Linked DNA regions of Homo sapiens: region 1 is linked to region 2. The links are chromatin loops, found by intact Hi-C in ENCODE. Cell type or tissue: Calu3. All regions are shown on one strand. Links, peaks and the distances in the headings refer to the core of each region. The heading gives the core; the rest is flanking DNA. Region 1 overlaps CACUL1 (CDK2 associated cullin domain 1). Region 2 overlaps LINC03036 (long intergenic non-protein coding RNA 3036).

Region 1 (5,380 bases), core at 93-5,092, 120 kb after region 2:
CCTACCATGTGTCATATACTGTTTAGAGTTGGGGCTCTAGCAGTGAATTCCTTCTCCATGGGGCTTAACGTCTAGTTTGAGGGAGATTGACAATAAACAAATAATATGTCAAGTTATTTGGATTAAAAAAGTGTGAGAGTTGAACATATTTATTCTTGCCTGGTATGAATTATAGACCTCTAATGGTTTCCTGTTTATCAGCAACCTGATAATATTTCCTGAATGAAGATTCCAGCTATTCCATGTGTTTCAGACTTTGTTTCATTTTATCTTAGTAAAGGTCAGTTAAACTACTTTCTCAGTGGGATTTAGACTGTGTGAGCTTATTATCTTAAAAATATGTGTTTCTAGGTTTAAGCCTTGCGGCATGATGTTTTTACATTTTTTTAGTAAGTGTTTTAAAATTTCTTGAACCTCTGTGCCTCTAGAGGGCAACACACATTCTGCTGTTCAATAAAGCCCTCACCACTTTTCTTATTCTTGCACCAGGCCTGCTTTACTTATGTATGTTATTAGCGTGGCTCCTGTAGGTATTTGTGCCTGTAGTGCCTTCTTTAAATAGCATAAAAAGTAGTTCATTATTTTCAAGCTGAAAATCTAACCTAGATGAAGTTTAGTAATTTAATGGTAACTTACTTTTGTTTAGGTTTCATACTTTAATTTTGGCTCTTACTTGCTGATATTGCTCATTACATACAGAAAAGGAATTTAGTTAATTATCTAAAAAGTAAAATTCAAGGAATTCTTTACCTCATTGGAAGTCTGTATATACTCTTTAGCCACGTATAATATACATTGAAAAGACTGGCACAGTACACTGGCACAGCCGCAATATACTGGTGGTGAAATTATGAGTGATTTTTATTTCCTCCTTTTGCTTATGTATTTTCTAATGCAGGCTTCATACTGAACTGTAGAAATCAAGAAATAAAAAGTTGAAAAGTATTGTCTAAATAGGCAGCCTTGCAGATCTCCTAAGATCCTGTCATGCTGCTCTGATCTTAGCATTCTCATTTTAAAGTAGTAAATCAGCTATCTTCTACACATAGCATGAATTTTGGCTACTCTTTTGTGTTTTGTTTTGTTTTTGAGACAGTCTTGCTTTGTTGTCCAGACTGGAGTACAGGGTTATGAACATGGCTCACTGCAACCTTGACCTTTGGGCTTGAAAGATCCTCCTGCCTCAGCCTCCCGAGTAGCTGAGACCACAGGTGTGCATCACCACGCTCGGCTAATTTTTTTTTTTAAGTTTTTGTAGAGGTAAGGTCTTACCATGTTTCCCAGTGTAGTCTTGAACTTCTGGGCTCAGGCGGTGCTCTCGCCTCGGTCTCCCAAAGTGCTGGGATTACAGGCATGAGCCAGTGCGCCTGGCCTACTTTTTCTTTTGGTGAGTGTAAGCTTTTCTATGGGCAAAGTTGAAAGTGATTACATATCTCTTAACAAGAGGATCTAGTTTTTAAGTTCAAGATTACACACACACTCTGAGGCTATATGTGTCAGATGTTAAACTGAACAAATAGCTAGGAGTTTTTGTTTTTTAAACCAAGGATTGCGTTGAGATAAGCAAGTAAATAACAAATATCTTGAAGTTTCCTGGATTGTCATTTTAAGTGTTGACTGCAGATGGTTATGAAGAACCTTCCTGGGAAGAAAGTTATGTTAGCTAGCATATAAGGTTACTGAATTGGCTTTCTATTTACTATTCAGGTAACATAGATGTATATTGTATATAATAAATAATACGTGTGGAAATAGAAACTGCTTTTTTTTTTGTGTGTGGAAATAGGGTTTAAGATTCTCTACTGTGACACATGCCTTTTTCAATTTGGTTTTTAAGTCTCTTTTCAAAGATATTTAAAAGCATCAGCAGTCACTGTTTCTGTAGTGAGTCCCCATTCTGTACTTAGAACTGCAGGACTTTACATTTTGGTTTCTTTTTCCTCTTCTTCATATCTTTGACTTGGTGATTTGCTAAAGTGCGAAGCCTGTGCTTGAGAAGTAGGAGTGCTCCCAGCTGGAGCCATAGCATGTGGTTTATTGAACTAAGCATTTTAGGAGCCCAGAAGATAGGTATGTTAATTACTGGTGTTACTACTTGCAGTTTTCTTTTTGAGCGTGTTATCTAACCTTCAACTCTCAACTTTCGGTGTAGAGAGGTATTTCATGTGGTTTAGGTGGTACACTGATAAGGGATTCTGTAACTCAGAATCACACAGTGAGAATGTAATTTCTTTTTCAGTTTTCTTTGAATCCTAAGGATTACATAAATACAAAGGTCATATTCTAGAGCCTAGTGTGTAACACTTTTCAGTATCAAGAGCAAGACGGTGACCCTGGGAAGCAGCTCTAGGGGGATTGGGGAAGTGAGGCAGGGAAGGTAAGGAAGCCAGTAAGGTAAAGTCACCACTGTAGGCAGCTGGAGCTTAGTACCAGTGGGGAGCTCTGGGAGTCAGTATAGCACAGGGGCCTTAGAGTCGCCTCACCCAAAAGGAGAGGGAGCTACTGGTGGTAATGACACTGAATCCTCAGTAGTCATTGGTTGAAGGCTGCTTTGGGGTTAATTCTCCCACAATTTCTTACCTGCTCCTCCCGCAAGCAGAGCAAGCTCTGGCAGCTGGACAGAACATTGAGAGAAGTAGTCGTAGGGTGTGGATGGGGTAAATGGGTGGGGCACCAACAGTATCTGCTATGCCCGCTGGACAGCTAAGCTTTTCGTGCAGTCTTCCTCATTTTAGTAAACGACAACCCCATCCTTCGGTGCTGAAGCCAAAAACTTTGGAGCCACTCGACCTTTCTTTCACATCTCACATCTAATCTATCAGCAAATCTTGTTGACTCTGTTTTTAAAATATCTTCAAAATCTGATCTCTCCTTATTGTCCTCAGTGCCACCATCTGGCCCAACCCCATATCAGCTCACAGCCTCCAAACTTAGTTTACCCTCAGCACAGCTGCTGGAATGATCCATATAAAACCTAAGCCAGATCATGTCACTCCTCTGCTCAAAACCCTCCAGAGAGGCTTCCACCTTAGAGTAAAAGTCAAAGTCTTTACAATGGCCCATAAGGACCTACATGTCTGGCCTCTTCCTACTGTTATGTTTGCGCACGTGCATGTACGGTTCTTTTTGTCTTTAGCTTTACATTAGTCAAAACACTCCTTTATTCCCCATTCCATTCAGTGTGGGTTATGTGATTCATTTGTAATTCGGTTCATTTTTTGTGTTTTGCATTTCATCTTTACCACTACAGCCTTGTTGATTTTTTAAATTTACATAGTAATTTGATGTACAGTTCTTTTGGTCTTGACAAATGCGTGAAGTGGTGTATCCCCCACCATAGTTTCATGCAAAACAGTTAATTGCCATAAAAATTCCTCCATGCTACTGCTTTATAGATAATCCTTCTCCCCACCTTCCAGCCCCTGTCGACCACTGATCTGTTTTCCTCCCTATAGTTTTGCCTTTATTAGTATCATGTAAATGGGACTCTTAGAATATGTAGCCCTTTGGGTCTGGCTTCTTTCACTTAGCAAAATGGATTTAAGATTATGCCATGTTGTTTTGTGAACATTCCTCAGTAGTTCATTCCTCAGATGTCCTGTAAAATAAAATTAAATAACAGAAGTGGATTGATTTAAAGAAAGTATTGAACAAAAATGATATAGATGGTACATAGAAAAAAATCTTGAACCTGGATGACTAAGGTGTGGAAATCGATAATGTGATAAAAAGATACTGGGAAGGCTTTGCTTTACCTGGTATCTCTGACAGTAATGAGCCTTGAGTTCTTGAGGAAGTCACTTAACCACTCTGCTTCCTAGTCTGGTAAAATAAACAGTGAAATACCTGGTCTCGTTGTTGTTACTCCTGAGGTAACTGTGATTCATGACACAGAATATAGGCAGGTTCTTCTGGTAGCTCTTTTTTTAATATTAACATTTCAGTGCCGTGAAGCAACTGTTACCTGGATTTCAAAGCTGTTAGGATCCACTGTACAAATGCTTTGTGGAAACCTGTAGTGTGGGAGTAAGAGCCTGTCTGTAGGAATGAAGTAAGCCTCAGCGCAGGGTCCCAGTTCACTGACTTCTTTTCTGTTGGGCTTATCCAGTTTAAGATAGTAGCAGCCTGAGTTGGAGCTGTAGTAATGATGAAGAGGTGCTGGTGTTGTTGTAAATCTCGGCAAGTTTTACAGCAACCTCTTTGTGATTGCAGCATTTGGACCTTAATCCTCATAGTCCTGTCCTTAGGCACATTTCCTCGAGGATGTCTACAAAGATTGATTGTTGGTGTTCACGATTTCTCCAAATTTTCCTGTGGTTCATTGATAGGCCATTTTGTCACATAATTGGCAGTGTGTATTTGAGGGTCAGAGCATGTTTGAGACTGCTCCACTAATGACAGAAGCTTACAGGAAACCCAGAAGGAAGCCAGTGATGATTGCTTGTTTGGTTGTTATTTTTAAAGATGGACAGGTTCATACTAACTTCTCTTAAATCCATGATTAATGGCTGCTTAACATCCTTGACCAGGTTGCCTTTTTTGTTTTTAATTGAAATAGGATAGTTAGGTGATAGAGTGTCAGTGTAAAATCAGAAGAGTAAGTGAGAGGAATTTGAGAGTGCAAAATGGCTGTGATTTGTGTTTGCTCCACATGTGGCACGTAGTAATATTTATTTTACTTTTTACTTTTAGTAATGAATGTTATAACTATTGAAGATTATAAGAGCACATACTGGCCAAAATTGGATGGTGCCATAGATCAACTTTTAACTCAGAGTCCTGGTGACTATATCCCCATATCCTATGAACAGATATACAGGTAAGTTAAGATTTAATTTGCTTGGGTTTGAAAGGGTATACTAAGGTTCAAGGCACTTGAATTATGCCTCACACAAACATGTAATGTAGAATGCATAAGATGAGGCTCTGTAAGTGTTTTATGTATTCCACACTTACGGATTGGAGGGTTTGGTTTATACTTTTTGATTCAAAAGTGGTTTTCAGATCATGACAGAGGAAGCCTGCCACCTCCACCATACATAATGCAGACACTGTGGAAGTCAGCAATAAAAGCAAGAATGACTGAAGTATCTGGTGTAAAAATCATATTTTTAGTCTCAGAGGGAGACCTTAATCTGTTGGTGTTTATTGACACACAATTCTAACTCTCTTTGGTTATTTTGTTTCTCAGCTCCTGTTAATGGAAGCAGCAAATTAGGAAGTGGGGTGGGATATGAGATCAGCACAGTGAAAGGAGGAAGTGACAAGTATGTTGTTCCACACAGCTGATGTACAAAGAGGTTGTATTGCAAACACTTCCGTGAGTTAGAAACCTCTCTCTACTGATTATCAACCACTCTCTCTTCCTTATTTTGACATT
Region 2 (5,380 bases), core at 102-5,101:
GAATCACTTGAACCCGGGAAGCAGAGGTTGCAGTGAGCCAAGATCACACCATTGCACTCCAGCCTGGGTGACAGAGCGAGACTTTGTCTCAAAAAAAAAAAAAAAAAAAAGAGGGACCCTGAAGAGCTCTCCTGTCCCCTCTGCCATGTGAGGATACAGAGAGAAGTCTGCAGACTGCAGCCCAGAAGAGCGCCCTTGGCTGGGCGCGGTGGCTCATGCCTGTAATCCCAGCACTTTGGGAGGCCGAGGCGGGAGGATCACGAGGTCAGGAGATCGAGACCATCCTGGCTAACATGGTGAAATCCCGTCTCTACTAAAAATACAAAAAAATTAGCTGGGCGTGGCGGCGGGCACCTGTAGTCCCAGCTACTTGGGAGGCTGAGGCGGGAGAATGGCGTGAACCTGGGAGGCGGAGCTTGCAGTGAGCCGAGATTGCGCCACTGCACTCTAGCCTGGGCGACAGAGCGAGACTCCGTCTCCAAAAAAAAAAAAAAAAAAAAGAGGGCCCTTATCAGGACCAGCCAGGCTGGTGCCCTGATTTTGGACCTTCAGCCTCCAGAACAGTAAGAAATAAATTTCTGTTGCTTATTAGCCAACCAGTCTGTGGTAACTTGTTATAGCAGCCTGAACTAGGACACCATCCACAGTGCCTGAAATGAACACTATCCCCTTCCCAAAGAAGCACGGCCTTGCTGGGCCATGACCATTTCATGCCCTGAACACGAGGATTCCATTGCATCGCCAGGATCATTCACTTTGTGCATTAGTGGTGGTTGGTACAAGTACTGCCTGAAGAACTCCTACAGAAGAATCTCTCCCCTTCCCAACACCAGAGAAGACAATTTGTGTGACTACAAGAAACACAGATTAAGCACCCACCATGTAACACACACTGAGCCAGGCATTGTGGGAAGAATAGAGATGAATGAGACTTGCCATTTTCCAGAAGAAGCTTCCCCAGCTCTTTTTAGAAAGAAAGTGAGACAGAAGGAAAAGAAGTTAGCAAGGCCGGGCGCAGTGGCTCCCACCTGTAATCCTAGCACTTTGGGAGGCTGCGGCGGGCAGACCGCCTGAGGTCAGGAGTTTGAGACCAGCTTGGCCAACGTGGTGAAACTCCGTCTCTACTAAAAATACAAAAGCTAGCCGGATGTGGTGGTGCATGCCTGTAGTCCCAGCTACTCAGGAGGCTGAAGCATGAGAATCGCTGGAACCTGGGAGGCAGAGGTTGCAGTGAGCTGAGACAGCACCACTGCTCTACAGCCTGGGGGACAGAGTGAGACTCTGTCTCGATTAAAAAAAAAAAAAAAAAGAGTTAGGGAAGATGAGAGACTGGGAAGAAGAGAGTGGGGATTATTAGGTTGGCTCAAGGGAGACGGGGAGGAGGCCTGATCCAGAACGGGGCCATGTGAGCCTGGAGAGGGCTGGTTAGGCTGAGTCCCTAAGGGGCAGGAGCCGGGTCTTCTCTAGGGTTGGTATTTCCTGTACAAGGTCTGTGCATAGGTGCTGGCAGATCAGCCATCTCCTCCCCAAGTCTGCCAGGAGATGCCTCTCTCTTCTTGGATCCACAGGAAGACAGAGCACCTGAGTCATTTGGGAATCTCTGAGTCAGCGGCTCAGGACAGCAGGGAAAGTGTAAAGGCATTGGCTTCAGGGAAATGACCATCAGTTGGCCTTGGCATGGGCCTGTCATCCTAGGCCCACCCAGTGAGGTTCCAGCACCATCAAGACACAGAGAGCATTTGCCTTATAGGACAGAGGGATGGAGGCCTTACAGGACACAGGCATGGAGGCCTTACAGGACAGAGGGATGGAGGTTTACAGGACACAGGCATGGAGGCCTTATAGCACACAGGCACAATGGCCTTATAGAGCAGAGGCATGTTAGCCTTACAGGATAGAGGCACAGAGGCCTTACAGGGTAGAGGCACGGAGGCCTTACAGCATAGAAGCATGGAGGCCTTTCGGGATAGAGGTATGGAGACCTTACAGGATAGAGGCACAGAGGCCTTTCAGGATAGAGGCACAGAGGCCTTACAGAACACAGTCATGGAGTCCTCACAGGACAGAGGGATGGAGGCCTAATAGGTCACGGGCATGGTAGCCTTACAGGACACAGGCACGGTGGCCTTACATGTTCTGAGTTAGAACCAATGGGAAGTGGAAGAAAAGAAAGTCTCACTTCTTCTTTCTTTCACTGAGCCAGAAACAGCCTATCCTGGAGTGCTGAGGGTTTGTGTAGGGCCCTGGTTCTCCTAGGCCTGCCCACGGAGGTCTGGCCCAGAACATGTATTTTTACCAAGTGATTCTGATGCCCTGCGAAGCTGGAGCACTACTGGTTTGATAACTATTTGCTGAGAAAAAGGAAGAGGCTCTGTTCTGTGGACCCCTTGGCTTTACTCAGAGGTCAAGCATCCAAATGCACCAAGGTTCAAATGACCTTGAACAGAAGAAGCCACTGGGTTTTCTCTTCCCATAGGAAACTACCAAGTTGAATATCTGCCAAAATATTATTCCAAGTTTGTGCAAGAAATGTTTACCTTTTTGTAAGTAAGAAGCCACCTGAATTTCTGTAGATCTTAACAGGCTGTGTATATAGTATATGGCTTGTATATGTACTTGATTATACCAAGTAATAATCCCAATTAACCCGGTTCTACCCCAGCCTTACACATAGGATCTTTAGCCCTGTTATAAAACCACCCAAGCAATTTAGGGAGTTCCCATAAAGCAACTTCAACAAACTGAGGATCAAGTCCTCTCCCACCAGGTGGCGCCACGGGCTACCCAAGGTTCTGCTAGGCATCTGCCATCTTTTTGGCCAGGCCTCCCCTGGGTACTACCATCATCCCTCATTGAGGCCCAGGCCCTGGGTCTTCCAGGGGTCAATACATTCAGGGTCAGAGGAGTTGCAAGGCATCAGGCTGAGGGCTTTATGGAGTTCTTACAAAACAGACCATGTGCTCTTTCTTCCAAGAGCTAGTGGTTTGAGAGGCTGCCTGCCAGTCATTGTTTTAAGTACTTTACATGTCTAGTCATGTATGATCTCTTATTCTTGTTCTTGCTTCTCCATTTTTTTATAATGGAAAATTGAACATATGCAAAATCAGATAGGATAATATAATAAATTCCATGTTTCCATCATCAAGGTTTAACAATGATCAATTCATAGCTAATCTTATTTCCTCCCATATTATTTGTTTAAAAAATAACACATATCAGTGCATTTTTAATGCTTAATTTTTTGTTTTTTTTTAAATTCACAAATAATGTATATATTATGGGGTACAATGTGATGGTTTGAAATATGTTTATAATATGAAATGATTACATCAGGCTAATTAACAAATTCATTGGCTCACATACTTGTCTTTTTGTGGTGAAAACATTTAAAATCTACGCTTTTAGCAATTTTGAAATATACAGTGCATTATTATGTATTGTATGCATCACTCTGCAATAGATCACTAAAGCTTATTCTTCCTAACTGAAGTTTTGTACCCTTTGATCAGTATCTCCCCTTTCCCCATCCACCCCGTCTTCTAGCCTCTGATAACCACCATTCAACTTTCTACTTCTATGAGTTCAACTGTTTTAGATTTCACATATAAATGAGAGCATGCAGTATATTTGTCTTTCTGTACCTGGCTTATTTCACTTATCCTCCAGGTTCACCCATGTTATGGAAAATGACAGGATTTCCTTCATTATGGCTGAATAATATTCTATTGTGTGTATATAGCATGTTTTCCTTGTCTGTGATTAATCTGATGATGGATACCTAGGTTGCTTCTGTATCTTGGCTATTGTGAATAATGCTGCAATGAACATAGGAGTACAGGTACATCTTCAGCATACTGCTTTCAATTCCTTTGGATATATACCCAGAAGTGGGAGTACTCGATCATATGGTAGCTCTATTTTTAGTTTTCTGAGGAATCTCCATACTGTTTTCCATAATGGCTGTATTAATTTACATTCCCACCAACAGTGCAGCAGTGTTCCCTTTTCTCCACAACCTTCCTAAAACTTATCTTTCATCTTTTGAATGATAGCCATTCTAAGAGGTGTGAGGTGATATCATTGTGGTTTTAAATTTTATTTCCCTGATGACCAGTGATAATTAGCATTTTTTTTCATATCCCTGTTGGCCATTTGGATGTCTTCTTTTGAGAAGTGTCTATTTAGGTCCTTTGCCCAATTTCTTTCTTTCTTTTTTTTGAGACGGAGTGCAGTGGCACAATCTTGGCTCACTGCAAGCTCCACCTCCTGGGTTCACGCCATTCTCCTGCCTCAGCCTCCTGAGTAGCTGGGACTATAGGTGCCCGCCACCATGCCGGGCTAATTTTTTGTATTTTTAGTAGAGACAGGGTTTCACTGTGTTAGCCAGGTTGGTCTCGATCTCCTGACCTCGTGATCCGCCCGCCTCGGCCTCCCAAAGTGCTGGGATTACAGGCGTGAGCCACCGCGCCAGGCCCTTTGCCCAATTTCTGATTGGGTTCCTCCCATATTATTTTGAAGCAAATCCCTAACATCCTGTTTTATTTGTAAACATTTTAGCATGTATCTGAGATAAGGACGCATCACATAAGGACTCTATTTGTAAAAAAACAGACAAAAAAAAAAGTCCATAAAAGCATTATCACCTCTAAAAGTGATTAATAATGATTTCTCAGTATCATCGAGTATCAAGTCAATGTTCAGATTTCTAGTTACTTCATAGATATCATACTTTTTAAACAGTTTATTTGAATCAGGATCCATAAAAAGTCAGTATATTGTGATTGGTTCATTTGTTTCTTAAGTTTTTGTTTATTCTGTTGTTTCCTCCCTCCATTCCTTTTTTTTCCTCTTGCAATTTAATCATGGAAGAAACCAGGTTGTTTGCCCCATAGGGCTTCCTCCAATCTGGGTTTTGCTGTTGCACCTGCTTGCTGTCCTTTAACACATTCCTTGGTTTGTTGTATTTTCTATAAACTGGTAGTTGAATCTAGAAGCTCCAGCTGATTCAGGTTCATTTTTTAAAAAAAATCACTACTTCATAGGTGTTGGTGTGATCTTCTACCAGGAGGCACACAGTGTCTGATTCTCTCTCTCTCTCATGTTAGCAGCCATTGAGGATCAATGCTTCAATGGTTAATGAATGAATCTGAATTCACTAGGGATTACAAAATGGTGACATTCGAATTCCATCATTCTTTCTTATTTACTAGCTGGGATACTTCTAGAAAGAGAAACTTAACCCCCATCAACTCTTGAGTTCCCTGGTGGCACAATCCTTATTGGAAAGACAGGTTAAATATTTAATTCTTTCAATTTAATCAGTGTTTTTTTTTTTTTTTTCGTTGTTTGTTTTTTTTTAGACAGGGTCTCTCTCTGGTTG

What was found. A loop is a pair of places that touch in the nucleus more often than their neighbours do. Peaks named below come from ENCODE experiments on the same cell type or tissue, not always from the same donor. Only the 100,000 strongest peaks of a DNase experiment are listed, where the experiment ranks them.
Region 1: it touches region 2 in a loop (3-fold over the local background); 5 of 110 quality-filtered maps call a loop at or near these places.

What each region holds. Positions count from the first base shown.
Region 1 is chr10:118,729,723-118,735,102 of GRCh38, reverse strand. CACUL1 (CDK2 associated cullin domain 1) reads left to right here. Exons shown (of 9, transcript NM_153810.5): 2 at 4,693-4,819. Among named protein-coding and RNA genes, the nearest start is that of CACUL1, 23 kb to the left of the region's middle. In Calu3, for the core only: no CTCF peak of the experiment used is centred there; no DNase peak of the experiment used is centred there.
Region 2 is chr10:118,848,051-118,853,430 of GRCh38, reverse strand. The region is part of intron 3 of LINC03036 (long intergenic non-protein coding RNA 3036); the gene reads left to right. Among named protein-coding and RNA genes, the nearest start is that of CACUL1, 96 kb to the right of the region's middle. In Calu3, for the core only: a CTCF peak has its summit at 2,749 (motif pointing right); a DNase peak (open chromatin) is centred at 2,790.